Regions from separate parts of the Homo sapiens genome. Here all the other regions are linked to region 4. The links are chromatin contacts, found by Hi-C or POLR2A ChIA-PET in ENCODE. All regions are on one chromosome and are shown on one strand. Each heading gives the region's core, a stretch centred on a gene start or an enhancer-like site at or near the end of the contact. The rest is flanking DNA. Distances are from core to core; before and after follow the strand shown.

Region 1 (4,911 bases), core at 1,945-4,444, 190 kb before region 4:
GGAGGAAAAATTTCACCTAATTAAATAAAAACAAAGCAGAAAACCAAAGCCTTCAATGCCAGAAAGAAGAAGTACTTGGTCTTTTATAGAGTTTTATAGCCAGAAATGCCCATCGAGATTTTTTTTTCTAAATGTGTGTTTTAAAACAATCCTCTATGTCCCTAATTGGAACTCCTTAAGAGAACTGCAAACAAACCAAGAAAAAAATGAATAAAGAAAACGAACAAGCATGGCACAAAAAATAAACATGGCTAATAAATGAAAAGATGCACAGCCTCACTAGCAGGTAAACAAATGCACGTGAAATGCCATTGTTTAGAACAATGCGACTGGCAAAAGTTGAAAAGATGAGTACTCTTGAGGGTTGGCAGGGTGAGGAAACTGGCACCCTCAGACCCTACTGGTGGGAGTATAAATTGGTACCATCTCTCTAGGGCCATTTGACAGCACCTGGCACAATTTATAATGAGCTTACCTTTGGACCCACTGATTGTATTTCTAGGAATCTAGCCTTAGAAATATATAAATGCAGGGAGAAACACATAAAAGGCTGGGTTTTTTTTATTTATAGCATCACTTGTAAAAGTCCAAAACTTTAAAGAACTCAAGTGTCTATAAGAGGAGATAGGTAAATGAAAGGGATCTTCAAAGTTTGTGAAAATGCATATTATGAAAAAATTATGCATGGATTTTAAAATTTTTCTGTACCCAAATAAACTCATACTAACTTGTTATAACATGTCTGAACAGGATCGAGCTTGAGGAACTAAGAAGGATAAGACATCAGTTTGAAAAAAGCCCCTATTGGAGCAACATGAATTCTGCTAAAACTGAAGCAAGAACAAACATCAAATTTATGATGAAGCTTGGGTGAAGGGATGATGAAATCACTGATGCTTTACAAAAAGTTTATGGGAACAATGCCCCCTGCCAAAATCAGCAGTTTACAAACACCTAACTCATTTTAAGACGGGGCAAGACAGTGTTGAAGATGAAGCCTGCAGCCGCAGACCATCCACATCAACTTTTGAGGAAAAAATTAATCTCGTTTGTGCCCTAATTAAACAGGATCCATGATAAACAACAGAAATAATAACCCACAGACATCTCAACTGGTTCAGCTTACACAATTCTGACTGAAAAACTGAAGTTTCTACCTGATGAATGCCAAAACTGGTGCACCCAGAACAGCTACACAGTAGAACAGAGCTTTCAATGGAAATTTTAAACAAGCGGGACCAAGATCCTGAAGCATATCTTTGAAGAACTGTATTAAATGAAACATGGGCCAGATGTAGTGGCTCATGCCTATAATTCCAGCACTGTGGGAGGCCAAGCGGGTGGATCACTTGAGGTCGGGAGTTGGAGACCAGCCTGGCCAACATGGTGAAACCCCGTCTCTACTAAAAATACAGTCATGGGGCATGGGGGTGCACGACTGTAATCCCAGCTACTCGGGAGGCTGAGGCACTCGAATTGCTTGAATCTGGGAGGTGGAGGTTGCAGTGAGCCAAGATCACGCCAATGCACTCCAGCCTGGAGAACAGAGCGAGACTCAAAAAAAAAAAAAAAAAGATGATAAAATATGGCTTAATCAGTACAATCATGAAGAAAAAGCACAATCAAAGCAATGGCTACCAAGAGGTGAAAGTAGTCCAGTCACAGCGAAAGTTGACCAGTCAAGAGTAAAGGTCATGGCAACAGTTTTTTGGGATACTTGAGAGCTATTTTGCTTGTTAGCTTTCTGGAAGGCCAAAGAACAATAATGTCTGCTTATTATGAGAGGTTTTGAGAAAGTTAGCCAAAGCTTTGGCAGAAAAATGCCCCAGAAAGCTTCACCAGAGAGTCTTCCTCTATCCTAGTAATGCTCCTGCTCAATTCAACTCATCCAACAGGGCAATTTTTTGAGAATTTCAATGGGAAGCCATGAGGCAGCCTCCTTACAGTCTTGGCTTCTGATTTTGTTCCCTAATCCTAAAAATCTTTCAAAGGCAAATGTTTTTCTTCAGTTAATAATGTAAAAAACACATTGACATGGTTAAATTCCCAGAACCCTCAGTTCTTTAGGGATGGACTAAATGGTTGGTATCATCGCTTACCAAAGTGCCTTGAACTTGATGAAGCTTATGTTGAGGAGTAAAGTTTATATTTTTATCTTTTAATTATGTCTTTCCACAAACTTTCTGAGGTCCCCTCCTATGATGCAATATAGCCATAGTACCACATCAGCCTTTAAAAAGAATTCAGGAGTTAGAACGTACTGACACGGAAGAATAGCCACAATAGAGTCAGAAGGGAAAGAGCAAGTTGGAAAACAATATGTATAGCAGAATCCCATGTTTGTTCATCGCTAGAGATGTAGATGTATAGTGTACTGGTATTTACATTTATATCTGCACAATCTTAGAACACACACTCTGCAGGGAAGGAACTGAGAGGTCCTTTTAGAATGTGGGTATATTTTCTATTGGCATCTTTTCTTCAGAACCAATTGCTTAAAGTGTCACCATAGTAAATATGCCTGGAGAACTTACGAAAGCGGCCAAGATGATTTAGGGGAGAGGTGGCATAGCGCTGCTCATTGTAAAAATACATACACACAGAGAAAGATTTGTTCCTTTAACATTAAGAAACAAAACCCAAAAGGAAACAGTCATCTTACTCACCAAATTACAAAATATTTTCATGAAGCATTCCTTAAAGCACAAGAGAAGTAAGTTTGGGATAAGAGTACTTGATACAGTCAGAAACTAATAGTCCCAAATGTTGGCTCAAACTAAAAAGAAAAACTGAACAAGGAATCACTTGGAGAAACCTGTGGGTGACTGCTTATTAATGAGTTAGCATAGAAAATGACCCAAGGGCTATGTTTCCTTTTATTCCCTTTTAGAACACAAGTGTATTCTATAAAAGCTCTTATGAGCCACCTTCCACAGCCACACTTCTCCCCTCCCTTCTGGCCAGCCCCACTCCCCACAAGAGGCCCACACCTCAGTTGCCTGGGTGGGATGCCTCTGACTCTGATTAAGGGATGTAAACGTCATTCGTCCTCTGCGGGGAATGTGGCAGGTCTCTCCAAATCTCACTTGCCCTCCCTGTGAGCTCACACTTACAGCCTGCTCTGGACTCCTATTTCCATGCTACTGGGTCTTCCAGGTGGCATCAGGCCACGATTTCTGCTGGAAAACAGACGAGCTCATTCAAGGGCGCCTGGAACAAGAGTGCTGGAGTCTGGAGCCCAAGGCTTGTGGGAGGTCGGGTCGCCAAGGTTTTGGAGTTGTCCTTGCAACCCAAGTGGGTGGAGGGTTATCCTACAACCCACCTCCTGGAAGATGAGGTGGAAACTAGATCTTTTTAACGTGGAGTAAAAGGAGCCAGACATTCTTGCCAGTTCAAAAACAGAAGAAAGGAATCTGTGATGTTGGAAGTCAGAACAGTGGCGGGGGGCAGGGGGAGGATGGAGTGGGGGCACCACCGGGGCTCTGGGGTTGGCAATGCTGTACTTCTTGAGCTAAGCCCTGGTTCCCCAGGTGTGTTTACTTCATGGAAATTCATAGAGCTCCCCAGTTAACATCTGCGCGCTCTTCGGTATGTGCGTTAAGTTTCTATAAAAAGTTTACTTAAATAAAAAGTAAAAAACATGTTTTTGAACAGCACAGCTGGCTTATAGACACCATTCCTCTCCTTTCTTCCTTCTACAGCCTGAGCAACCAGCAACCTCACTATCAAGTCCAAGAGTTCACAATGCAATGACAAGGGGTGGGGACGGGGACAGGCAATGGGGGCAGGGGGCGGGGGGGGGGAATGGCATGTCCCGGATTTATTTTTAATTGATTCACTCATTTTCTCTGAATACTCAAAACAGCCCCACTCCTTTTCTGCAATGCCCAAAATGGCACGAGCCACACCCTGATAAACCCCAAGCATGCAAACTTCTCAGACCTGGCGCAAGGCTCTGCGGTGGCATCTACTGAAGCTCGGCTTAACAGCCAGACTCTGGGATGCATGCAGAAAAGTCTACATGGCTGCTGTCGCTTCAGTTCCAAAATGAATCTGAACAGGGAGTAGGGGACTGCCCTGGAAGCCAATTCCAGCTCCAGTTACAATCCAACTCACTTTCCAAACTCTTCTGGGATTATTCTTGGTTATCAGGAATCCTAGGGGGTTCTTCACTGAACTTTTCCACATGGTTCGTCTGGGGGCTCCCCCCTTCTTTTGTTTAAACATTTTTTATTTGTCTTTGGCAAAAAATAAAATAAAAATAAATCATAAAGTTTATAGCAAGCTATACAGAGAGAAAAGCCATCCAGAATAATTTATGTTTGATGAGTCTACAGATTAGACAACTGAATGCTGATTTCTGCCTGCAGCCAAGGGAGATGTCTGAACCTGGCTTTCTTCCTCTTTTCTGCCGTAATAATTCTTTCAAAAAGGCACTGCCCTGTCATCACCACTGCCCAGATAGATGTTCAGGAAGGAGTCTGAACCCTGGGAGAGGAAGGCTGATTTCACCTCGCCAGCAAAGTTTCTGCCACCTCCCCATGGCAGGCGGGAAAGGAGGGAGCAGGTGTGATGGGCCACCCAGCCAAGGGGAGTTGTGACTTTAAGAGCACTCCAGGCGTTACCATCACTGCAGGTACCATGCACATCCCATACTGCACCCTTCCAGCCGCTTCCATTCCTTGGGCACAACAGAAGTTATCATTTCCCATAATGGTGTTACACAGCATTTTCATTAAAGCCTAGGCTGGTAATACCATTCCTTTGTATTTAGTACACAGCTCCATGCCGGTCATGCACCCCTCTCTCTGTCTATCTGTCTGTCTCTCTTTCTCAGATCAGCTTCTTGTGTTCCCACAAAACAGCTTCTGTTCAAACTTCTGCCCAGAGCAACTCCATCTCCAGACACCT
Region 2 (4,588 bases), core at 991-3,490, 250 kb before region 4:
AAGCAGACACTATTGTAATAACTGTTACAGGCAAGATCTGGCAATGGATGCTAAAATTAGAAAATAAACACTTGAGGAGAAATAGGATATGCACAGTGTCAAAGTATCTTCCGCAATATGTTATTAATTACAAAGAGAAAAATAGTAACTTGACAGTGGAGAAACTTGGTAGATACCACCTCAGCCAAGGGACCATGGTCAACATCATCAGTAATGAGATACACCAACACTACAGTCCCTTCATATAAGATGCTGTGTCAGGGGTCCCCAAGCCCACACAGATTCAATGATTCACTAGGCTAACTCCCAGGACTTGGCATATAATCAAAGCTAAGATTTCTTACAGTGAAAGGCATATGAAATGAAGTCACAGGAAACCAGGCTCAAGCTTTCACAAGGATTCTTCCAGGGTAGACACACAGGATGTGCTTAATTCCTCCAGCAACAAGTTGTTGACAACATGTGTGAAATGTCATCCACCAGGGCAGCTCATTAGAGGCTCAGTGCTCACGGTTTTTATGAGAGGCTGGTCACACAGGCATTCTCGGTACACCAAATTTCCAGACTTCCAGCAGAAAAACAGCATCAACTACACTGTCTGCACAGCCAGTTTAGGCACAGTGAGCCACCATTAACAGTTGGGTAATGGGAAACCTACTGAAATTTAGGTTCCCAGCTGCCAGCCAAGGGCCAATGTTCCAAGCAGACTTTTCAAAGGGCAGCAGTCAGGCCTGCTGCGTTAATGCTTTTTCTGCACAGATGGGCATTTTAGCTTCTGCTGGGAAAGTCTACAGTAACAGAAAAGCAGAGGAGTTCCATTTTCCAGGGTCAGGTTTGCCCCTCTGCCAGCTCTCCAGCCATCGTGTCCTTCCAGACAGGTTCAAGCTTCTGACACACGGTCCTTGATCAGCCAGTCTGGTTCTGATCACCTTTTGAGGGATGAGGGAAGAATGCTTATAGGCTTTGCCATCTACGCTGAGAGTGTTTCCTCAAGCCTCAGCACATCACTCCTCTAGTAAGAACGTCACTGCCTTCCCATTACGTTAGAATAAAACCTAGAGTCATCATGCTGCTCTCCAATTCCAGGCTTTCTCATGAAGGCCATGAAGATCTTCCCATCTTGGAAATCTTAACTACACAGGCTTCCTTGTTCCTTCTCAAGCCCAGCCAGCATATTCCCACCTCAGGGCCTTTGCACTCTCTGTTCCCACTGCCTGGAATGTCTTTTTCCCAGGGCTCAGCATGGCTCACTCCTCCATCTTACTCAGTCTCTTGAATCATTGCACTATCTGCAGTAGAACCTACACTCCCACCCTTAGTCGCTCTAACCCTCAGCCTTCTTTTCTTTCCCTTCACAGGACACATCACTACTTGGTCTCCCCAGTTTTGTATTAAGCTGTTTGGCTAACGCCTCTGCCTTCCAGCCTCCAAGAACGTACGCTCATTTGCATACTTTCATTTACCATTTTTAAAGGAGCTGCACCATACAGTGCCTACACCATGTGCCTCATAAATATTTGCATAATGTCCAAATGAACCTATAAAAGGAAAGAGTGAGGCCGGAGAACATGGCTAGCATTTTCTGAATGCTTAATATGAGCTAAGCATTGCGCTCTGTTTCACAGATATCTTTTTCTTTAAGTTCTCACACACACAAAAAAAACATTTTACAGATAAGAAAACTGAGGTCCAGAAGTGAAGTAACTTGACACTGCTAATAAACAAAGTCAAGGTTCAAATCTTTCCCATGGCACAGCTGCTCTGCCGCCTCCTTAGATTTCTCTAAGGACCAGCCCAGCTCCAGAGGACTAGGTTTTATGGGAGAAAGAGAAAAGAGTGAAAATATGAATAATTATAAACGAATTAGCCATCATTCAATTAACCAGCTCTTTGGCCCTGCCCTTGCACCCTTTTCAGGAATTACTAATGAGACTTCCTGCCTGGTCAGCATGCTCAGTTGCTGTTTATGTCAGGGAAGCCTGTCCTGTTATGATTTACATTTGCATCATCACATGCCTGCAAAGCAGATCACAGGCAACCAGCCGAGTGCCTGGCAGGGGCAGAGAGAAGCCTATCCCAGACAACAGCTGTCAGCTGCTCCCTGCCTGCATGACTTGCTACAGGGCTGTGGGGAAGGGGGGTCCTGGGCAAGGCCCCGACTGTCCCTCTCTCACCCCCTATTTCCACAAAGGGGAGATTTCCTCGTAGAACTCAGCAGCGCCCGACAGAAGGTGAAAGACTGACCCTGCCTGTCTTTAAAGCAGCCCTGACAAAGGCAGACAGGGTGACTCTACTCCATTGAATACTTGAATTCACCACTTCTCAAGGATCTGGTCCACAAACTTTTCAAAGCGGCAGCTTTCATTAGCAGGAAGATGGGGACCAAGGGTCTCCTGTGAGTTGGGTTTATTTCCTGATCTAAGTCATGTCCCCACTTTTTAGAGCCTACTTCCCACAGTCCTGGAATTCACAGATCAGCAAAATAAAAAATAAAAAAAGTAGATGAGAGTGGAGGAAAGACTAATACAATTGCCAACTTTTTATTTTACACAAAGACTTACAAAAACACCAGCAATGAGCTCTACTTACTAATACCCTAAATAAACAGCTGCCTTAGCATCCGAAATACAGGAAGGCAAAGTCTCAGAGTAAAGAACTCTCCACCCTGAAAGGGTAGAAACTTTATAGCTACATGTTCACTAGATGTCCTTATTTTTCCCATTTCACCAGAAGCCAGTGACAACCAGGTCATAAATCAGAGACAGTCCTGGGACCCATATTTGGGGTCCACGTGAGAACTAGAGGGGGCCAGGAGGCATTCCAGTGTCTCCAGGTTGTGATATCCTAAGGACAAAGACTCGTGTAACAGCTGGGGCACACAGGCAGTCCACATAGGTGCACTCAGTAACTAATTCTCACGTTCCACAGATGACAAAACTGAGGCCCAAAGAGGCAACTGGACTTGCCCAAAGTCACATAGCTATTTAGGGTCAGACTGGTCTATAGTCCAGTTCTTCTGCTCTAGAGTCCAGCTTCTTTTAACTACACTACACTTTAGGCAGGGTACCCTAGAGCCATACCTGATCAAACCCCTCATCTGGGACAGGTACAGGAGAGACTCCCAAGAAAAAGCCCTTCTCCCACAGGAGCAGAACTGTCCAGGCCTTGTATAGAAGGCTCTTCCCCAGACATCATGCCTGTAGCTCCCAATCTGTCTGGGAAGGGCTCAGGGCTGCTCAAGGTCCTGGAGGATGATGGAAACTTCAGCATGGGCTTGCTGTCTCTGGCCACCTCCCCAGACTCTTCCCAGGCAGCAATCATACAAAAGAGCTGGACAGAGGCTGCAATGTGGAAGCCTCTCTGTTCCACCAGAACAGCCATGAAGTCAGCTAATCAGACCTGCTGCATCTCTCAGGCTATGGAAACAGCTCCTGCTGTAGCTGTGGGTCTCCAGGATCTCTCTTCTAGACCTCTGTGGTTGGCCAAATGAGCAACAGCTACTCACCTTCAACCCCTGCTCACCTCCCACTCCTGCCCCAGGATCCTGCCAGTATGTGGCTGAGAGAGCCCAACGAATGAGGAGCTGTTCCACAATATCACCACCCTTGCTTTTATAAACACAAGACATAGCTCACTGTGAAAAAGTCAAACCATGGAGGAACATACAAAGACAGATGTAAAATTTATAACAAATTGCCACCACGTGGGGAAGTATTCTGTGGACATTTTGGTAAACATGCTCTTACAGCATGGTCTCAAAAACTAGTGTGTGCAAATGGATTGCCCCAGGACCTTGTTAAAATGCAGTGGGTCTGGGGTGGAGCCTGGGATCCTGCATTCCTAACAAGCTCCCAGGCGATGCTGCTGGCTCCAGGTACCACACTTCCAATAGCAAAGGGCCACTGTCTTGTTCACTGTGTATCTCCAATGCCCAGAGAAGTGCCAGGCACACAGACTACTCAATAATTACTGACTGAATTAATAGGCAGAAATCCGAGCATGCAATTTTACTTAAATGCACCCTTAAAATATATGCTATCCTGAAACCTGTTTTTGCTACATAATATGTTGTGACATCTTTTCTTGTCAATAACTACTGGTACACATCATCATTTTTAATGGCTAAGGGTAACTTTACTGTGTCTATGTATCCATAAATCCCGTTACTGATGGACATTTGGGGTGTTTTCAATAAACAATGCACAGCCAGATACATATATTATTTTTCCCACTTGTATATTATCTCGTGAAAGTATAACTGCTAGGTCAAAGGACATGCATGCTTTACATTTTGGTATCCTTTTGACTGTTGACTGCCTCCTCCCTGAGGAACTGGTATTGTCTTCTGGCCACAGACAGCTATGAGAAAAGCCTCCAGCCTAGGATTGTCTGCGATGGGCTGATTCTCTCAAGTTGGCAATGACGCTCCTAGAAGCACAAAGGCTGAGATCATCCCATGGTTCCTCTGCATTTTTGTTAAGTTGCTCCTTAACTGCTGCTGCGCTCTATTATTCTCCATCCATCTCTGTCTCTTTTCATTTTAACATCTGTGTATTTCATTATTCTGCAAAGTAGGGGACACTCCTGT
Region 3 (4,928 bases), core at 789-3,288, 160 kb before region 4:
AGAATTAGCCTGGCGTGCACCTGTAATCCCAGCTACTCAGGAGGCCGAGGCAGGAGAATCACTTGAACCTAGGAGGCAGAGGTTGCAGTGAGCTGAGATCGCACCACTACACTCCAGCCTGGGTGACAGAGCAAGACTCTGTCTAAAAAACAAATAAATAAATAAATAAAAATCCTTAACTTAATTACCCTTTTTCCAAATAAGGTCAGATTCACAAGTTCTGAGTGCACATACCTTGACCGCCACACACCCCCCTACAGGGGTCTAGGTGTTGCCATCTGAACGGTAAGCCAGCCAGTGAGAGCACTGCATGCCAACCTCCTTCCAAACCTTCAATCTAGCCTCATAGCCCAAACAGGTCCATGCGGTTTGTTATATGGATACGGGGAGAGAGCAGTGACCAGAAATATAATGCAAGCCACATATGTAATTAAAATGTTTCTAGTAGCCACATTACAAACAGGTAAAAAGGAACAGGTAAAATTAATTTTGATGGTATCTTTTATTTAATCTATACACCCAATATAGGGTTGATATATGATCCTTATCTTCAATGTGTGTATGACGGAGGTAAGGAAATAAGGCTCAAATATATTTAATAATCAAGCAAGTTCCCAGGATTAGTTCAAAAGCAGCAACTGGCCAGGAGCGGTGGCTCACGCCTGTAATCCCAACACCTTGGGAGGCCAAGGCGGGTAGATCACTTGAGGTCAGGAGTTCAAGACCAGCCTGGCCAACATGGTAAAACCCTGCCTCTACTGAAAATACAAAAATTAGCCAGGCATGGTGGTGCACACCTGTAGTCCCAGCAACTCGGGAGGCTGAGGCAGGAGAATCACTTGAATCTGGGAAGCAGAGGTTGTAATGAGTTGAGATTGCGACACCGCACTGCAGCTTGGACGACAGAGCAAGACTCCGTCTCAAAAAAAAAAAAAAAAAAAAAAAGCAGCAAACAGGCCTAAACACAGACACAAGAAATGTCACAAGCAGTGGCCTTGGGAAAGGAATGGAATGCACATGGGTATAATGAATTCAGAAGAAAAGGCCACCTTAGAGAGAGCTGAGCTGTCTTCAAGCTGCACAACAACATGCATGGGAAGAGAGGAAGGGGGATGACAGACTGTGGGGCAAGTGGCAGCTACCCAGACATGCCCTTGAGTGGATTTTTAAAAGGCACACCTTCTGGGCATGCACAGTAAGTCCATGGCTTCATGAGTAGGCTACTTTGTGCAAATTAGCACATATTAGTTATGGGTTGAAATGTGTCCCCCAAAAACAGTATGCCGGAGTCCTAACCTCCAGTTAACTCAGAATGTGGCCATATTTGGAGACAGGATCTTTACAGAAGTGATCGAGTTAAAATGGGGTCATTAAGGTGGGTCCTAATCCAACATGACTGGCGTCCTCATAAAGAGGGGATATTTGTACACAGAGACAGACCTGTACAGAGAGAGAGTGATGTGGAGACACACAGAGAACATAATGTCACGACGAAGGCAGAGACCAAGGGAATGCTGCCCAAGGAACGACAAAGAGTGCCAGAAAGCCACGGGGAGCTAGGGAAAGGCACGGAACAGATTCTCCCTCACCACCTGCAAATGGAACAAACCCTGCAGACACTTTGATGTAGAACTTCTGGCCTCCAGAACTGTGAGACAATAAATTTCTGTTGTTTAAGCCACTCGGTCTTGCTACTTTGTTACACCCACTCCAGAAAACTATTTAATAATATAGTGCCTGTTCCTGAGTGCAGGCACACAACTTGGCCCTGAACGTAGGACTAACTGCTGCAACCCAGAACAGCCGAGGAAACAACACTGGTGATGGAAGGCCCAAAGAGCTCCGACTCCCAGGCTACACGGCCAAGTAAGAAGGAATCGTCCTTTAGTTTTCAGTGGAAGAACCAAAAGCAGAAAATACAGCTTTTCTAACATGCAACAAAAGCATGCCTCAAGCACCCAAACGCTCACCCCCACAGTGTGTTCTCAGCCTGTGCTGAGCAGGGCTACAGCTGGTTCCTGTCGAAAGCTAAAGCCAGGGAAATGCCAACTTGATGGGAGATGCCAAGCACCCTTGCATTTCCAAGTCTATCCTGCCAATGCGACTTTGGCAAACTGCAGGCAAGGAGAAGGCCCTACTGAAATCGACTTCCTTTTCTAAAGAGAAAGAGAAGGTCACAGCATCAGGACCATCTAAATGAACATTAAAGAAGTGTACTCCTAAAAAAATCTGAGGATCTGAAAACAAATCTTTTCATCAGCGTGTGCACCAGCTATCAGAATCTGAGATATTCATGAGTTATTTTTCTGTTCTTAATACTAACAGCCAAGGACACCCCCATTGTTCTTGTTTGTTTTTCACAAACCTTAACCCACTTAATCCCCACAGCCACCCACTGAGGTCGTTATTGCCTCCATTTTGCAAATGAAGACACTGAGACCAGGAAGGTTAAGTGACATGGCCAAGGTCACATAGCTGAGAAACAGACAGCAAAGTTATAGTCCCAAGTTACTCTGCCTGCAGAGTTCTGGTTGTCACCACAAAACCCTCCCTCCCTCTGACTCAGCCCCCCCACCCCCAACCCCCGCCCGCTGCCCACTGCCCTCACGTTTCCCAAAAGTATGGCCTAATGACGTGAGCATTTAGGAAATAGAAGTGAAAGGTCCAAGTCACAGCTGTAAGTGGACCATGGCCCCAAAGGGAAACTTACTTATATTTGTTTTTCTTCTTCTTCCCGTATGTGAGATTTCCCCCAACCAATCTGAAAACCAAAATCCAAACGAGGAAGTCTTGCCTCCCCTGGGGTCAGCAGTGGCCCGAGGGTCCCCAATAATAGCTTCTAAACTGGGGTCCCCAGACTGTGGGGGATTTCCAAGGTTCCCACCACTAGTTCAAAAGCAGTAACCAAAATTATCCTTTTTCCTAAACACTGGGCAATTGACATATCAAATATCTTTGTTCTTGGCTGAAATCAAAACACATCTGCAAGGCAACAAGAACGACCTCTAAGTAGAAACTCTCATAGCTATATCTGTATTTCATTCATGTTTTAACAATACAAATTATTATTTAATAATTTTGCTATTTCAAAACATCTGGCTAGCGGGGAGAATATTATAAAAGAAGTCTTCAGCTGGGTTGGGCAGGGAGTGAGTAGAAAAGGATTTATCAGCACCTGTTCGCATTTGGAAAACCAGAAAATACTTTCACAAGGCCCAGGAGCAGAATCCAAGTTTCTCATTAATAAAATAATATTTCTCATAGTGTCATTCTCCCAAACTTTAACAAAGTTCACATACACTCATTAACCTTCACAGTAGGGGAGCTAAATGAACTAGAATTTCCATTTTATATATATAAACAGAAACAGAAACCTCATTTTCAAAAGGAGTAACTCAAACCAACTAACTAATCTACCAGTGGATCGGTTCCCTAACAGGAGCCAATAAGCCGTATAACGCCCATCCCAATAAAGCCAATGGTATCAAGGAAGGGGAAAATGCCAGCACAGTAATTCTTTTCTGTGGTTTGACTGTCCATGGGTCATTTATTTCACTATATGAAGCCTCAATTTCCCCAGCAATAAAATGGGGATAATATCTACCACATAGTAATGAAGATATAGCTGTAAATTACTTTGAATTGCCTGGATAATCAGCATTATGCAAACTGATGAACTCATTAGAGAGCTACTAAACACATTATAAATCTCATAAAAATACTTCTCTGGAGATTAAGGCTCAATTAAAAGGCTTCATTTTTAAATAATTTCCATCACATTGTTATTTTAAAGACAAGAACACTTAAACAGCCGGTTTAGATATTTCTAGCAAAGAGACATCAGGCCTTCTCTAACATTCTTGATGATGCTCCGCATTGATAAACAATTGGCCAATTAAAGGGAAGAGGATATATCCAGTAGAATAGTTGTGAGCCTGGCTGAAATCGGGAGACCAGGAGAGCCCTCCCCAGGAGAATGCCACTGGCTCAACAACCTTGTCCCAGGTACATCAACCACCACATCTCTCAACACGGAGCAACAAGGCTCAGTATATCTTATAAATTCTCTTTCAAGTATGGTACCTAGGAACTAACCTAACTCGATTTTAACTTGGCTTCTCCCAATGTCTTCAGAAGAGGCAAATAAACTCCAACAACCTAAAACAAATGGATCAGAGGCTCTGAGACAGACAGTCTCAACGCTCGTCTAAAGCTCCGCTAACCTGAGAAATCCAATCCTCACACTACCCTGTATAGCAAGGACTAAGCCATGGTCAACCTCAGGAAGGAAAACTCTATCATACTACAACACAACTGCAACTCAGAGACTTCCACACCCTTCCACCATCAATAAATATCCTGTGGCCAAAACTGCAACTTCATTTTCCAAGTTCAGAGAGGTCATAGGTTGGATGAGTCCCAAAGCAGCCAAGGGGATCAAGCAAGCAAATATGGAACGGCAGCTAAGTGTTTTTTTGCACACAACTCTCAGAAAGCTCTTCCACCTAGTCAAGCCTGTGACCAAACTCTAATGCAGCACTGTCCCATCTAGGAGCCCGGGCCCTACTCGGCTGGAGGGTACCCAAAGGAAAAACCACATGCCTGTTTCCTGGTGCCCACCACCTGAATTATCAACCAGGCTAGTTTCCACAGATTGGGTCTGCTTCTTCTTGTCTTTCCTCACCATGTTTATGAAAGCAACACTCTAGGCAGACACCTCAGATCCGGAGTGGAGCATTATTCAATGTGTGGAAAGAAAAACAACTCAAATATGAAAGCAAATGGCTGAGAACGAACAGCCTTATTAAAGAATCCTTTGCAAATCTGAGATTCTGGTATTCACTAATAAGGGAAAAATGTGTAAACCATTCAGCAAAATCCAAAATGAGCCCAAGTTCAGGGAAACCATATAGTAATAGCTGTGCCCC
Region 4 (4,251 bases), core at 1,182-3,681:
GAGGGGACAGTGAAGGGCATTGTGAGCAGAGAGAATTGCCTTAAGAAAGGTGAGGTGGAGGGAAGCAGAAGGTATGCCTCGGGTGGAGGAGTCCACTGGTTCCACCAGATCAAAGAGGTCCTGCTCTAACTTTCCCCACTCTGGACAAGTGGACAGATCAGTGAGCTGAAAGGGAGCCCAGGTTTTGGAGGCAGATATCCCTGGGTTTGATTGAACTTCAGTTTGGTTATTTACTCTGTACCTCCCTCGGCCTCAGTTTCTTCATCTGCAAAAGGGCCTTAACAAGGCTTCCCTTGTGGGGGTGCTGTGAGGACCGCAGGGTCTTAGAGCTTTGGGCACAAGTCATAGTGAGTCTCTCTCAAGCTGCCTTACCTTCTGCTCCGAAGCCCCAGGTTAGCTTCCTCCTCAAATCACAGGAACAAATGTAGGCACCATCTGGGTAAAGGAGAAAGGTGGTACCTTCTGGCAGGCTTTTGTGGGCATGAGGAAACTTCCCAGAAGCCCCCGCAAGTCACATGCTCATTTCTGAACCACTCATGACCAAGAGGGCGGGACTTCCCTTACACCAATCAGGTCGGCCCCTGGAGCTGGGAGACTGAGCCTGTTTCTGGAGGCCCCTGGGAGCGGGAACCCCTGCACCCAATCCTGCAAGAAGAGGGAGTAGACACCCACTCGTTAGGCAGCCTGAAGTGCCTGTTCTAGAGGCAGTTTGCAAAATGCCGGCACATAGTAGGTTATCAGTTCGTGGGAACTCACCCTGTGGGGATTGGGCAGATTGCCACGCCAGGTCTGTAGTGCCGGTGGCTACAGACAGGCAAGCTCAAGGTGCCTTTCCTTAATGTTATCTAAGGTCATTAAACCTCTAAATAAAAGGGAAGGCAGAAAATGGAGATTCTGAGACAATCCAAGCAGCTCAGAGTGATTGGTATCAAAATTATAATGTCTATAAAGTCATTTTAAATCCATATTGCATTTGACTTTTTAAAAAACCTGTAACGCTTCTCCCTATTCTCTAAGGTATAACAACAGAGCCCTTTTTATTTAGTTCTCACAACCACGTTAGACTCTTTTGGGGGAAATTATAGAGTCTGTCCTGTTACCTCTTCTGTGCTATCTGGAGGGTCTTTGCACCTGGTGCCACAGTGATTGTGACCCTGGTAGGGGTCAGTCTAGCTGGGTAGAAATCAGCCCCCGCACTTTATAGTTGTTGCACTTGGGCAAGCTGGCCTCTCTGTGCCTCTTCTTTCATCTAGAAAAATAATAGTACCTAGCACTTCAGGTTGTTATGTGATTAAAACAGTTTCATTTTCTCTGACAGAGTGGCCTGTTTAAGATAAGGAGAATTTTTGAATCTGGGTAGATTGGATTCTTGCCACTTCCTGCTATCTCATCAAAGAGCCAAACATAGAACAGGGAGGGCTATGTGAAGGAATGTGCACTTCATCAAAAGCATGCATTCCGTTAATTTAAAGAAATTATAGTATGATTATTCTATCATAGCAACAAGATATAAATAGATATTAATAAGTAAAATCAGGTTAGTTGCTGAAAAAATACCATTCATAATAAGGTTGCATTATATAAATGTTTGTATATGTAAATGTCCTGTAATGCCCATGGACTTTAATTGCTGCATTTGGCATGGAAAATTGCCAGCTCTGCTACTACTAGTGGTGTGATCTCAGGCAACATTCTTTACCTCTCTGAGCCTCAATTTCATTGGCCATAAAATGAGACTAATTTTTTTCTTGTATTAAAGGACCACATGAGATAATGTATGTAAAAAGACTGAAAACTGGAAAGTACAATAGTTTTTTAGGTATTTAATCATTGTTGTAATTAATAGCCACAGTGAAAATATATTCAAGGACAATGTAAAGATTTGAGCTTACAGTTTCAAATACCAACCTTAAGAATGATCCAGAAATACTAAACTCATGTGTTTTTTTGTTTGTTTTTAAAACTATGACATCTATAAGTTGGAGACATTTGCTTTTTGAGACATTGTCTTTTTTATTATATAATCTTTAGTCCTCATGGCATCCTCTTTAGAGACCAAACAGCAATTAGTGAACTGTTTCAGACAGAAATCTGGATGGTCCAAGATCCTGGATTAAGATAGCTCTCTTTATGAATGCATTTTCAGAGTAAACAGGAAAAGTGTATTAAACCAAGCACTTCATTGTGGATAAGGAAAATCGATATCCTGTGGGTTGGACTGTTTTTAGTCTTACTACAAAAATGGATGCACTATTTATACCTGTTTTCTCCAGTCATGGCTATTAGCTCTTCACTTCAAGTTCACTCACTCAGCCACTACGGTGGAGAGCCAGTCATTGTAGGTTAAAAGCAACTAATGTTAGACCCCTGCTGGCCTGGTCTGGCACTGCACGGGGAAACACAATCTCCGATTCTTATTAGTGGGGAAATTGGTTTACAAAAGCAGAGCTGAGACGCCAAGGATTTGGTTTTGCCTCCCTTGATATCTAGGTGCCAATATGGGAGCAAGAAGAAAAGTGGGATTTGCCTTACAATGGAGAAGTTCTTGAGGAGGAACTGGGGATTATAATCTCCCTTCAGGGCGGTTGGGACTTGGATCAGCCTGCCCCACAAGCTCCCTCTTCATTGCTAACAGCTTGGAGGCTGGCACTGAGCTTTTCCATGTGTTCACACTCATTGTTGGTTGCACTCTCCAACCTCTAGGGGGCGCAGAGGCGTTCGCCTCAGCTTTTTTTTTTTTTTTTTTTGAGACAGAGTCTCACTCTGTCCCCAAGGCTGGAGGGGGCAGTGGCGCGATCTCAGCTCACTGCAACCTCCGCCTCCCGGGTTCACGCGATTCTCATGCCTCCACCTACCGAGTAGCTGGGATTACAGGCATAAACCACCATGCCCAGCTAATTTTTGTATTTTTAGTACAGACGGGGTTTCACCATGTTGGCCAGGCTGGTCTCCAACCCCTGGCCTCAAGTGATTCACCCACCTCAGCCTCCCAAAGTGTTGGAATTAGAGGCGTGAGCCACCACGCCTGGCCTTCAGCTTTTTCATTTTGTTGCTCCAAGACAAGGAGCCGGGACTAGGAAGGGTCAAGGGCACGATGGAGCGCTCAATGATACACGTGATGCGGCTGCTACAATAGGAGTCGTCGACTGTGGGTAAAAAAGCAACCAGAATTACAATGCTTTTCCTTCTTGTGGTCTGTACTTTCTCCTCTTCTCTCGTGAAACTGGAATGAATGGGGCCCAGAGAAAACGAAGCACAGAACAAGAGAAGGATAGCAAGAAGGGCCCAAACAAAACAAGAGCCTCAAATGGGCAAAGCTTTTGTTTTGGGGAAAGGGATCTCGGTTAATGCTCCTGTTTGGTAGAAATCAGACATAACAGGAATGAGGTTAGGGAGTGGTAAAGTGGTAAGGGGCTTGGCTCCACTTCCAACTCAGTGTTTTTGGTTAACATGAATAGGTAAACCCTAAAGGATTGGGATTGGGGAATCATGAGAGATGGGAAAAATCCCACTTTTCTTTGCTTGAACATGGCCTAGCAGATGACCTTTTCTTCTCACAGTAGAGAGCTCTAAGGAAGGTTATCAAAGTCCAAAAGTTAGGGTTTTAACTCATTTGACCTACTCTACTGGCCCTATGACTTGAAGGTCACAGTCGTGAGATGGGATTATACTGAGAACCAGGGTATCGTTCAACAATGTTCCTTGATCTCTTCCTCATTAGGGCTTGTGCCTCTTCAGAGTTTGGCTGGAGTGACACAAATCCACTCTTCCCAGTTAAAGATAAGTCATCCTGATTAGCTTCCCAGAGAATGTTCTGTGATTGCAGGAAGGAAAGTTGTGATTGCCAATCTGAACTTGGAGGCCTCAGTGATTTTCGGAAGCACTGTTTGCTGGGCTGAGTCAGCAGAGACAAACCTAACCTTGATTTTCTGGAGAGTGTTCTTCTACAAGGACAGATCCTCAGACACTTAGCCCGTCCCCTATTAATGAATACTGACGTCATTACCACATTTTTTGCCCTTAAAAGCAATGCTACATGATCATTCTTATGCAAAAAGCTTTGTACCTATGTCATATTTCTTTCAGGAAGATTTCTAAAAATGGGGTTGGATACCACCAAATTTCCTATCCAATAACCTGTTTTATTACTACACCAATCAAGTTATGATAATGATGCTAATATTGATAACTATTTCATTTCTTGATAACTTACTATTTGCCAGGTACGGTTTTAAGCACTTTTCACCCATT
Region 5 (4,717 bases), core at 885-3,384, 140 kb after region 4:
CCTCTTTCCCTTCTCTATGGACAAAGAGTGTCAGGACATAAATTGCCCAGTGACTGGCACAACTATATGGAATGAAAATTAAATACAATTTGTATAGGCTGACTCACTGCTTCATCTCAGGCTCAACTGTGCTGGTGTTCACTGAAGCTCTACAAAAGACAGTTCCATACAAGATGTCTATTTTACAGACTGGTAATTTTTATTTTGAACCTTTATGCATCAGATATAGAAGTATGCAATATTAAATATACTTATAAAAATTAAAACAAAGAAAATAGTCTGAAATTTAATTATGAATGGAACTGTAGTGTGCTGATTAAGAACACAGGTTTTTTAACTGGGTGTGGTAGCTTGCACCTGTAATTTCAGCTACTCAGGAGGCTGAGGCAGGAGCATTGCTTGAGGCCAGGAGTTCAACACCAAAAAAACCCATAAAACTCACAGGTTTTTGAGTCAGACATATACAGTTCCAATTTTGGATTTGCCATTAACTAGTTGATTAATTTCAGGCAAATTACTAAATGTCTCAAAACCTTCTCCCCCTTCTATAAAATAGTGATAATAAACTGGGCTATTTTGGGGCCTAACTGAAAGTGTTTTAAAAGATATTAGCACAGTATGTGGCACACAGTGAGTGCTCAAAAATTTCATATGCTATTACTATTATTACAGTATAATGATTTAGAATAGCACAGTACAATAAAAGACTAATGTGAGTCCCAAATGCAAGCGTATGTATATAATTTTATAACTGCCACAATTAAAAAGTAAAATTGATTTTGATGTATTTTACTTAACTCAGTATATTCAAAATATCATTACAACATGCAATTTCAACATGAGATTTTTTTTTATGCTAGGTCTTTGAAATCTAGTATTTCACAATTACAGCCCAATCAATTTAAACCAGCCACATTACAAGTGCTCCAAAGCCACATGTGACTAGTGACTACTATATTGGTCAGTACAGATTTAGAGCACAGACTAGAGCCCTAGTGCCATTAGTCACACACTAGCTGTGTGACCTTAGGCAAGTTACTTACCCTCTCTCTGTCTCAATTTCTTTATCTGTAAAATAGAGCCAATAACTATCTATTTCATAGGACTGCAGTAAGATTAAATTAGTTAATGTATGTCAAGGTACTCAGAACAGAGCCTGGCACATGGTAAATAAAAAAGGAAGTATGAAACAGTTTTATTACTATCTGTCTCCCTCGTGATATTTTCAGTTCCTTAAGGGTAAGAACTGTATTTTTTTGTATCCCTGTATCTCTTATGCCCAGCATCTAGATGTTGTAAAAAGTCTGAACAAATCAATGAATGAACATATAACCTTAAGACATGAATGCCATAATAATAATACATTATATTATATATAGGACAATCTAAAATCACAGGAATTCATTTATTTTCTTATCTCAACAACTCTATCAGATAGGTAGGAACATTCATTTCACCAATGAGGGAAAGGAAGCAAAAAGAGGTAAACTCACTGTCATTTCTATGGGGTAGGGACAACAAAGAAGTACAAGAATAAACAGATACTGCAAATATCTCTTACTCAAAATTGGCCTCTGGATCTGTGATAACATATCTTCCAAATTTACAGAACTAATTTCAATTCCTCCAAAATAGGAAATACCTAATAAGATTCCACTATATAAATTAAAATATACTAAAGGGTCAATTTTCCCCCCTCTGACCTCTCTTGCCTCTCAAGTCTACACAGTAAAAATCAGACACAACATGACTACAACCAATATCTACTTTAGATGTGTTCTCCAAACACAGCTTAAATCACATTTCCATGTTAGCAAAGGTTCTAAATTTTAATAAGTTCTATTTTTTAAAATGATGGTTTACAACTCCCCTATATCCTCCACTAATTTTAGTCTTTAATCTCTGTGGTCTCATAGCAGACAGTTGACAAAAGGAACTTAGAGGTCATATACCAGGAAGCAGGTGAGACCTGAAGTGCCTAAAAAAGGGTTAAGTTGCCAGAAACAATCATGCTTTTACGAGATGATCAGACAATAAAGCCTGTCTGGTGATATCATTCCTCTAACCTGCTTCTCATTGGCTGAACAAGCAGGTCACTTGTCCCTGGAAAGCTCTCTTCCCCCACATCCCAGCTGCCAGCGCCCATTTTAAGCTCTTCGGCAAGAGCTCTGATATATTATGACTTTCCCCCTGGCTCTAGAGAACAGAAAGGAATGCACCAAACTGTGTCTTAAAACCTTCAGAAAAGAATAAAACGACAACGAAGGAATCCCTAAGAAGCAGACAGCCTGTCTGCAAGCAGATGTGCCTCGTGTGGATGAATAAGGGAACCCTTAGCCTTCTTTCATAAAAATTCAGTGTGTCAGCAGAATCCTTCCTCCTTTTCACAAAGCATCAGCAGCATCGCCTAACCAGGGAAGAGACAGAGGAGAGGCAACTTAAGAGAGCCTCCCTTCAGGAAACTCACCTGTTCCACCTCCCCACCCCACTCTCTGTGAATTATTCACCAAGATTAACTGGGCTCTATGATGAGCCTGCTATACTCAGTCTCTAAATCAGTGGTGAAGAAAACCTTTCCCAAAGGCTTTTTTAAAAATCTATAAAATAAGCAGTTGGTCAGAAGGCAGAGGCTCCTCGGGGCAGACCTGACCCTGACAGCTGCAGAGCTGGGGCAAGAGTCCAAATGGAGGACTCTGGCCCCAATCCACTCCCACCACTTTCCCCACATTCCAGTCCCTTCCTGCACCCCAAGGGGCCTTGTGCACAGGTGTTCAAGCTAGCAGGTCCAAGCTGAGAATACCCCTCTTGGTCACCCATGATACACATGTGGGACCTAGGGATACATGTATCAGAAACTGGTCCATCTTCAGGCAGACGGACTCAAGGAGAGGCTCTGCAGGCCCTGGAAGCAAGCTCAGGACATTTTACCAGGTAATTCTTGGGTAGCTAGGTACTTGAAGAGTGGTACGGAACGGGACAGGCATGGCTACAGGAGGGGTCTTCAAAAGCATGGGACATAGCCCAGCTACTCGGGAGGCTGAGGCAGGAGAATCGCCTGAACCTGGGAGGCAGAGGCTACAGTGAGCCAAGATCACTCCACTGCACTCCAGCCTGGGTGACAGAGCGAGACTGCATTTCAAAAAAAAAAAAAAAAAAAAAAAAGTATGGGACATAGGTCAGGGGCATGGGGTTGTTTGGGTCTAAGGGTGGTGGTATCTGAGTCTGAGTATCCCCAAACCATAGAATAGTACCATGTTTTGGTTAATTATTTGTTTGCTGAGGACAGCCATTAGTCAAAAGATAGCCAGACAGGAGATTATATCCTCATTTGTTCCATAGTTAGGGAACCAGTGAACAGAAAAGATAGTGGAACAGAACAGCTGCCTCTGAAACCTGAGTTCTAATTGAGAAGTGAACCAGGATAGTAAGAAAAGACAGCCTAATTCTAACCTTGTAGACATTTGGTTCCATTTTTAGAAATGATTGTCAATCCTTGGGGCACATAACATGACTAGCAAAGTAGTAGGATTCCCCTGCTATCTGTACTTCTCCACCTCCATCCCACCCAATGCATTCCAAGAACACAGGAGTTCAATGTGAGCATATCTTGTTTATGTACCTTGTTCCTCCCCTAAGAAGGTGTAGAATAAAAAGAGATAAGTGCTACATTGTGACACCCACCACTCAGAATTTGATTAATCTGTAGAAGCATAGGATGCTTCACAGAAGCCACCTCCTAGGGATGAGTCATAATAAAACCAAAGGACAAAATGCTGTACATGTGAAGGTATTCTTTAGTCTCCAAAGCACTTTCATATGCTCTTTCATTGGCATCTCACTGAAAAGCAGTGTATTCTCACTTTACAGCTGAAAAAAATGGCTGGTGAAAATCAAATGAACCCAAAGCTCAGAGCGCTTATACTCTTTCACTGGCATTTCACAGTAATACAATAACTAAAAGGTAGTGTATTCTCCTTCACAATGGACAAAAATGGCATTGTGGATGTCAAACAATGTCCCCAAAATCACAGAGCTGGTCAGTGACAAAACCAAGATCAGAAAGATCTAAATGAAAAAGATTTATAACATATACATGGTATCAAGAATACAGAAAAAACACATAAGGGATTTCTATACATCAGTAAGAAAAGGCCAAATAAACCCAACAGAAATCTCCAAAAAAAAATGAACAAACGAGACCCTGTCTTAAAAAAAATAGAAATGTGAAATGCAAACACATCAAAACATGCAAAAGATGCTCAGACTCACTCATGATTAAAATATAATTTCTTACCCATCAGCCTGAAATAAATTTTAATCTCATAACAGCAAGTGTTAGGCCCTGGGGAAATTGGGGACTTCCATATGTTGTTGATGGATATATAAAATAACTGCCACTCTGAAATCACATGCCTACCAATCCACTTCTCCTTTCCTCTTGAGGAAGACTAGCACCTGTGTCAAGGATGCATGTACAAAAGTATTTATTGCAGCACTGTTTGTAATACTAAAAATCTGTAAACACCCCAAGGATTCATAAATATTGGGTGGCTAAATAAACTGTGGAATTAACACACTGTGGAATACGACATAGCAAATAAAAAGAATGAGGTAGGTTGTATGTACCTGGATACAATGCATGACATATTGTTGAATTTAAAAAAAAAAACAAAACCTTGCAAAATGGTACATGTAACAGTTTTTTAAAAAATTATTA
Region 6 (4,698 bases), core at 1,714-4,213, 220 kb after region 4:
ACCATGAAGCTAACTTGAGAATACAAGTCGTATACTGAAGATGGTAGTGCTGAGAGTGTGGGTCCTGCCATACCAGCTATTGAATGTTTTTCTCTGGGCTTCTTTTATGTGAGAGAAATACAGCACTTTCTCTATGTAAGCTAGCAATTTCTAACTTACATAAGCTACTGTTACTTAATGTTTTCTTTTATATGCAGCTTGGTTTAATCCCAACGGAGAAGCCTATATATTTCTGAATTTCCTGTGGGTGAGAACTAATTTTCTTAATGTATAAACTGTTTGGAATTGGAGTTGCTTTCATATGCAATCAATAACATCCTAATTGTTTCCTCATTGAAACCCATATTGTTCGCATCTGTACTGTGTAGTTAACTACAACAAGGGCTGTATTCTTTAGTTCTAAATTATTCTTGATTGAAAGATCCTAATATTGGGATCCCTACCATTTTCAACATTTTTTTTTCTGAGACAGGGTCTTGCTCTGTCATCCAGGCTGGAGTGCAGTGGCACCATCATGGCTCACTGCAGCCTCAACCTCCTGGGATAGAGCAATTATCCTGCCTCAGCCTCCCAGGTAGCTGGGACTGCAGGTGCATGCCATTACGCCTGGCTAATTTTTAATTTTTTTTGCAGAGACGGTGTTTTGCCATGTTGCCCAGGCTGGTCTCAAACCCTTGGGCTCAAGTGATCTACCTGCTTCGGCCTCCCAAAGTCCTGGGACTACAGGTGCGAGCCACTGCACCCGACCCCATCTTCAGGCATTAAGAACATTCAGAAAACCCAAACAAAAAACACATGTTATGGCTTTGGTACAGCGTTGGTGGAAAATCCAGGTGGTTCCTTTGGCACTTACCCCAGACGATCCTAGTAATATCCTCCCACCTGAGCAGAGTCTGAGTTTTGAATATCCTCCTGCATGCACCTTCAGTTTCCTACTGCCTGCTCCTAAGATCCACACGCCCCAACCATGTGGTCTGCCTCCCACACAAATCCTCAGGGAGGAGAGCTTTTAAATTTGGCAAAGCAACTATTGACTCAGGTTTTGTTTGTTTGCCATTAAGTTAGCATTTAATAAATGCAAGATTCTTGGCTTAATAGGCTGGTTATTATGTGTTATCGAAATGGCAAATTAATTATTCAAAAGCTGTGTTTAAGATATACCAGAGATGTAACTGAGGAGGCCTCTTTGTTCCTAATTTGCAGTAAGCATTGCATTTCTGGCCAGTCAGTATTTATTTCAAGTATAATAATTATCTTGTTAAACCCAAATCTATTAAATTGAAATGAAAGTCAGGAATTAGTGCTGGAGGGTGGGGAAGGGTTTACTCAGGCGATGTTGCGAGCATCCTAAACCACCAGCCTCATGACTCTCACCTCACCGTGAGGATGCCAAAGCCAGCCCCTAAAGCATAACTGCATTGATAATTGTTCATTATCCAGGGACAGAGCCACCTACTATCCTTGGCTCAAGTAACTCTCCCTTGGTTATAAACTTTTAACGTAATGATGAGAAAGACAGCCACTGTTTATCAGTGCCTCTTACGTGACAATTGCTTTACATCCATTATCTCCAGTTCTCACAACAATCTCAATTTACAGATGAAGAAACTGAGACTTGGAGGGGTTAAATAATCTGCTGAAGGTCACATATGTATAGTCAGTCCCTTGGTGTTCACAGGGGATTGATTCCAGGAATCCCTGTGGATACCAAAATCCACAGATGCTCAACTCTCTTACATAAAATGGTGTAGTATTTGTGTCTAACCTACACACATCCTCCTGTATTCTTTAAATAATCTCTAGGTTGCTTATGTCTAGTGCAATGCAAATGCTATGAAAATAGTTGTTATACTGTATTTTAAAATTTATATTTTTAATTGCTGTCTTATTATTTTTTATCTTTCCTCCAATATTTCAGATCTGCATTTAGTTTTGAATCCATGGATACAGAACCCACAGATAGAGAGGGGTGACTGATATGTTAATTGCAGAGCTGAGAGTTTGACTCAGGTCATTTGGGTTCCAAAGCCATCCTCTCTGCAGCTGCAGAAACTCTGAGGCCTTGAACATGTATTTTTGTGTACTGCAGAGGGGAGACTGTTCCTTGCCTTTCGGCTCAGAACCTGATTACCAGAGCAGTCTGTTTTGTTCTCTGCCCCTCCCCAGTTAAGTTCCAGACTTGTTCCACTGTAGCATGGGCATGTTCACTTGCCTTCTTCCACTCTCGTGGCTCCATGCTGCAGCTAAGAAGGGGCCATCAGGCCATCATAACTTACCTTTGTGCATCCACTCCGTTTTCCATCCCCATGTGCAGGACTGCAGGGTTTATCAACAAATTCTAACGAGAAGCAAAAAAATTTCCAAGGAGAAAAAAATATTCCAATGTATCTGAATCAGTTTTCTGGATTCTTTGTTTGTGTCCAAGCCCCTTCAATGCAGCTATAGCTGAGAACCAGCAGCCAGAGGGTGGAGTAAACAAAAGACATGAACTGGGGACTGCCTGAAGACTTTATTATAGCTCACAACTTAGGATATTGAGATGACTAGTTATACCCACAGAATGATGCTGCAGAGTACCCAGGCCACATGGTTCAAACAAGCTGACACAGGGAGATTCTGTTTGGCTTCTACTTACGGGAGCCAGGTCATTCACTCATTCGTTTCATCCATTCATTTATCCAACACATATTTGTCATTTGCCTGCTTTGTGTCAGGCACTGTTGTAAAGCATGAGGTCTCTGACTTTACATGAGATGTCCTAGAATCCCAGGGGTGGGGCAGAGGAAGAAACACTGGCCAGAGTTAGAAGAACTGGGTTTGAGTTAGCATGACCAACTTTTCTGGTTTGCCAGGGACTTTCCCAGTGTTAGCACTGAATGTCACATATCCTGGAAAACCCCTCAGCAACTGGGGAACAGTTGGTTGCCCAGGTTTGAGTGCCAGCTCTGCTATCTACTTGTCTGTTAGTCAATCTATATTTTGTGAGTACCTATTAAGAGCCAGGCAGTGTGCCAGGCTGGGAAACAGCAGTAAGCAAAGAAGAGTCCCTGTGCCCAAGGGGTCCCCTTTCAGTAGGAGTAGACATCCCAAGCAGACACAAATAACTTAAGGTGTGTCTAAGAGCCATCAAGAAGATAAAATAGGTACTGTGATGTAGAGTGACTGCATATGGGAGGGGCTGTTTTAGCTAGGCAGGTCAGAGAAGGCGGTAGCAGGGGGTGACAATAAACAGAGCCCTCAATGAGAGAAAAAGGACAGCTATGTATGAATTTTTGGGGGAAGTTTTCCAAGCAGAAAGATCATCAAGGGCAAAAGCCCTGAGATGGGAACAAATCTGCCAGGTTTGAGGGTCAGAAGGAAGGTTAGTGTGAATAGAAAGAGAGGAGGAAAGAGATGGGGAGGGGAGGAGGAAGGGGTTGGAGAAGCAGGCGGGGCAAGATGATGGAGGGCCTTGGGCTCTGCAGTAAGTGAGTAGGTGGGGCTGCTAGCTGGAGTATCTAGGTGGTAGCTTCTACACCAAGATATCTTAGGTTTCTTTCATGGTAGTGGCAGTATATTAAGAGGGCAAGCCCCAATATACAGGCACTTATCCACCTCTGTTGATGTCTCATTTGGTGATGTTCCACTGGCAAAGCAGAGCTCATGGCCAAGCCCAGCATCAGTGGAAGGGAGCTAGCAAGGGTATGGATACAGGAAGATGGGATTCACTGTGGACAATCAATGTAACAATCTGCTACAGGAGGCTATGAATAGGTATTTATTATTATCCTCAATTATAGGTTTTGAGGCTGAGTAGTATTCCTACACACACACACACACGCGCACACACAAACACACACACACATATATCTCACATTTTCTTTATCCAGTTGTTGATGGGCATTTGGGCTGGTTCCACATTTTTGCAATTGTGAATTGTGCTGCTATAAACATGCATGTGCAAGTATCTTTTTTGTATAATGACTTCTTTTCCTTTGGGTAGATACCCAGTCATGGGATTGCTGGATCAAAGAGTAGTTCTATTTTTAGTTCTTTAAGGAATCTCCACATTGTTTTCCACAGTGGTTGTACTAGTTTACATTCCCATCAGCAGTGTTGCTGAAACCCCATCTCTACTAAAAATACAAAAATTAACCCCGTGTGGTGGTGGGTGCCTGTAGTCCCAGCTACTTGGGAGGCTGAGACAGGAGAATTGCTTAAACCCAGGAGGCGGAGGTTGCAGTGAGCCAACACTGCACCATTGCCCTCCAGCCTGGGCAACAAGAGCAAAACTCTGTTTAAAAAAAAGAAATAAAAAAAAAAGAAGTGTTACCTTTTCGCAGCATCCACGCCAACATCTATTGTTGTTTAATTTTTTGATTATGGTCCTTCTTGCAGGAGTAAGGTGGTATTTCGTTGTGATTTTGATTTGCATTTCCCTGATCATTAGTGATGCTGAGCATTTTTTCATATGTTTGTTGGCCATTTGCATATCTTCTTTTGAGAATTGTCCATTCATGTCCTTAGCCCACTTTTTGATGGGATTGTTTGTTTGTTTTTTCTTGCTGATTTGTTTGAGTTCCTCGTAGATTCCTCGTAAAATTCCTGTAGAGTCTTTTGTCAGATGTATAGATTGTGAAGATTTTCTCCCACTCTGTGGGTTGTCTGTTTACTCTGCTGACTGTTTCTTTTACTGTGCAAAAGCTCTTTAATTAAGCC

Evidence for each region. A loop is a pair of places that touch in the nucleus more often than their neighbours do. ChIA-PET counts read pairs that join two places held with the same protein, here RNA polymerase II (POLR2A). Pooled maps may share reads with other maps.
Region 1: a loop to region 4 is called in a map of gastrocnemius medialis, with 2.3 times the contacts of the local background. The contact joins two enhancer-like sites. A Hi-C loop is called at or near these places in 7 of 168 maps with a recorded cell type or tissue (A673, MCF 10A, dorsolateral prefrontal cortex and 3 more) and 8 of 50 pooled maps. POLR2A ChIA-PET finds 5 or more read pairs at or near these places in 3 of 52 experiments (MCF 10A, WTC11 and endothelial cell of umbilical vein).
Region 2: a map of endothelial cell of umbilical vein shows a loop between it and region 4 (7-fold over the local background). The contact joins two enhancer-like sites. A Hi-C loop is called at or near these places in 6 of 168 maps with a recorded cell type or tissue (GM12878, endothelial cell of umbilical vein, esophagus squamous epithelium and 3 more), 1 of 37 single-sample maps with no recorded cell type and 8 of 50 pooled maps. POLR2A ChIA-PET finds 5 or more read pairs at or near these places in 9 of 52 experiments (AG04449, BJ, H1 and 4 more).
Region 3: a pooled map shows a loop between it and region 4 (2.8-fold over the local background). The contact joins two enhancer-like sites. A Hi-C loop is called at or near these places in 2 of 50 pooled maps. POLR2A ChIA-PET finds 5 or more read pairs at or near these places in 4 of 52 experiments (H1, IMR-90, Panc1 and 1 more).
Region 5: a pooled map shows a loop between it and region 4 (2.7-fold over the local background). The contact joins two enhancer-like sites. A Hi-C loop is called at or near these places in 1 of 37 single-sample maps with no recorded cell type and 2 of 50 pooled maps. POLR2A ChIA-PET finds 5 or more read pairs at or near these places in 3 of 52 experiments (HEK293T, activated CD4-positive, alpha-beta T cell and activated naive CD4-positive, alpha-beta T cell).
Region 6: a loop to region 4 is called in a map of left lung, with 2.8 times the contacts of the local background. The contact joins two enhancer-like sites. A Hi-C loop is called at or near these places in 2 of 168 maps with a recorded cell type or tissue (heart right ventricle and left lung) and 1 of 50 pooled maps. POLR2A ChIA-PET finds 5 or more read pairs at or near these places in 3 of 52 experiments (A673, HEK293 and WTC11).

The regions. Positions count from the first base shown.
Region 1 is chr11:36,014,199-36,019,109 of GRCh38, reverse strand. All of the region lies in intron 1 of LDLRAD3 (low density lipoprotein receptor class A domain containing 3), which reads right to left. Among named protein-coding and RNA genes, the nearest start is that of MIR3973, 6.6 kb to the right of the region's middle. RefSeq lists an enhancer at 142-1,341. Within about 2 kb of position 3,194, at least 5 of the 41 ENCODE cell types and tissues checked have a DNase peak (open chromatin) inside an H3K27ac peak, as active enhancers do; they include dorsolateral prefrontal cortex, where a contact is called at or near this core.
Region 2 is chr11:36,071,069-36,075,656 of GRCh38, reverse strand. All of the region lies in intron 2 of LDLRAD3 (low density lipoprotein receptor class A domain containing 3), which reads right to left. The region is part of intron 1 of LOC101928510 (a long non-coding RNA gene); the gene reads left to right. Among named protein-coding and RNA genes, the nearest start is that of MIR3973, 63 kb to the right of the region's middle. Within about 2 kb of position 2,240, at least 9 of the 41 ENCODE cell types and tissues checked have a DNase peak (open chromatin) inside an H3K27ac peak, as active enhancers do; they include endothelial cell of umbilical vein, where a contact is called at or near this core.
Region 3 is chr11:35,978,866-35,983,793 of GRCh38, reverse strand. The region is part of intron 1 of LDLRAD3 (low density lipoprotein receptor class A domain containing 3); the gene reads right to left. Among named protein-coding and RNA genes, the nearest start is that of MIR3973, 29 kb to the left of the region's middle. Within about 2 kb of position 2,038, at least 3 of the 41 ENCODE cell types and tissues checked have a DNase peak (open chromatin) inside an H3K27ac peak, as active enhancers do.
Region 4 is chr11:35,820,416-35,824,666 of GRCh38, reverse strand. No RefSeq gene overlaps it. Among named protein-coding and RNA genes, the nearest start is that of LDLRAD3, 120 kb to the left of the region's middle. Within about 2 kb of position 2,431, at least 24 of the 41 ENCODE cell types and tissues checked have a DNase peak (open chromatin) inside an H3K27ac peak, as active enhancers do; they include dorsolateral prefrontal cortex and endothelial cell of umbilical vein, where a contact is called at or near this core.
Region 5 is chr11:35,680,398-35,685,114 of GRCh38, reverse strand. All of the region lies in intron 1 of TRIM44 (tripartite motif containing 44), which reads right to left. Among named protein-coding and RNA genes, the nearest start is that of TRIM44, 20 kb to the right of the region's middle. Within about 2 kb of position 2,134, at least 4 of the 41 ENCODE cell types and tissues checked have a DNase peak (open chromatin) inside an H3K27ac peak, as active enhancers do.
Region 6 is chr11:35,596,921-35,601,618 of GRCh38, reverse strand. No RefSeq gene overlaps it. Among named protein-coding and RNA genes, the nearest start is that of FJX1, 19 kb to the left of the region's middle. RefSeq lists an enhancer at 2,734-2,963. Within about 2 kb of position 2,963, at least 2 of the 41 ENCODE cell types and tissues checked have a DNase peak (open chromatin) inside an H3K27ac peak, as active enhancers do.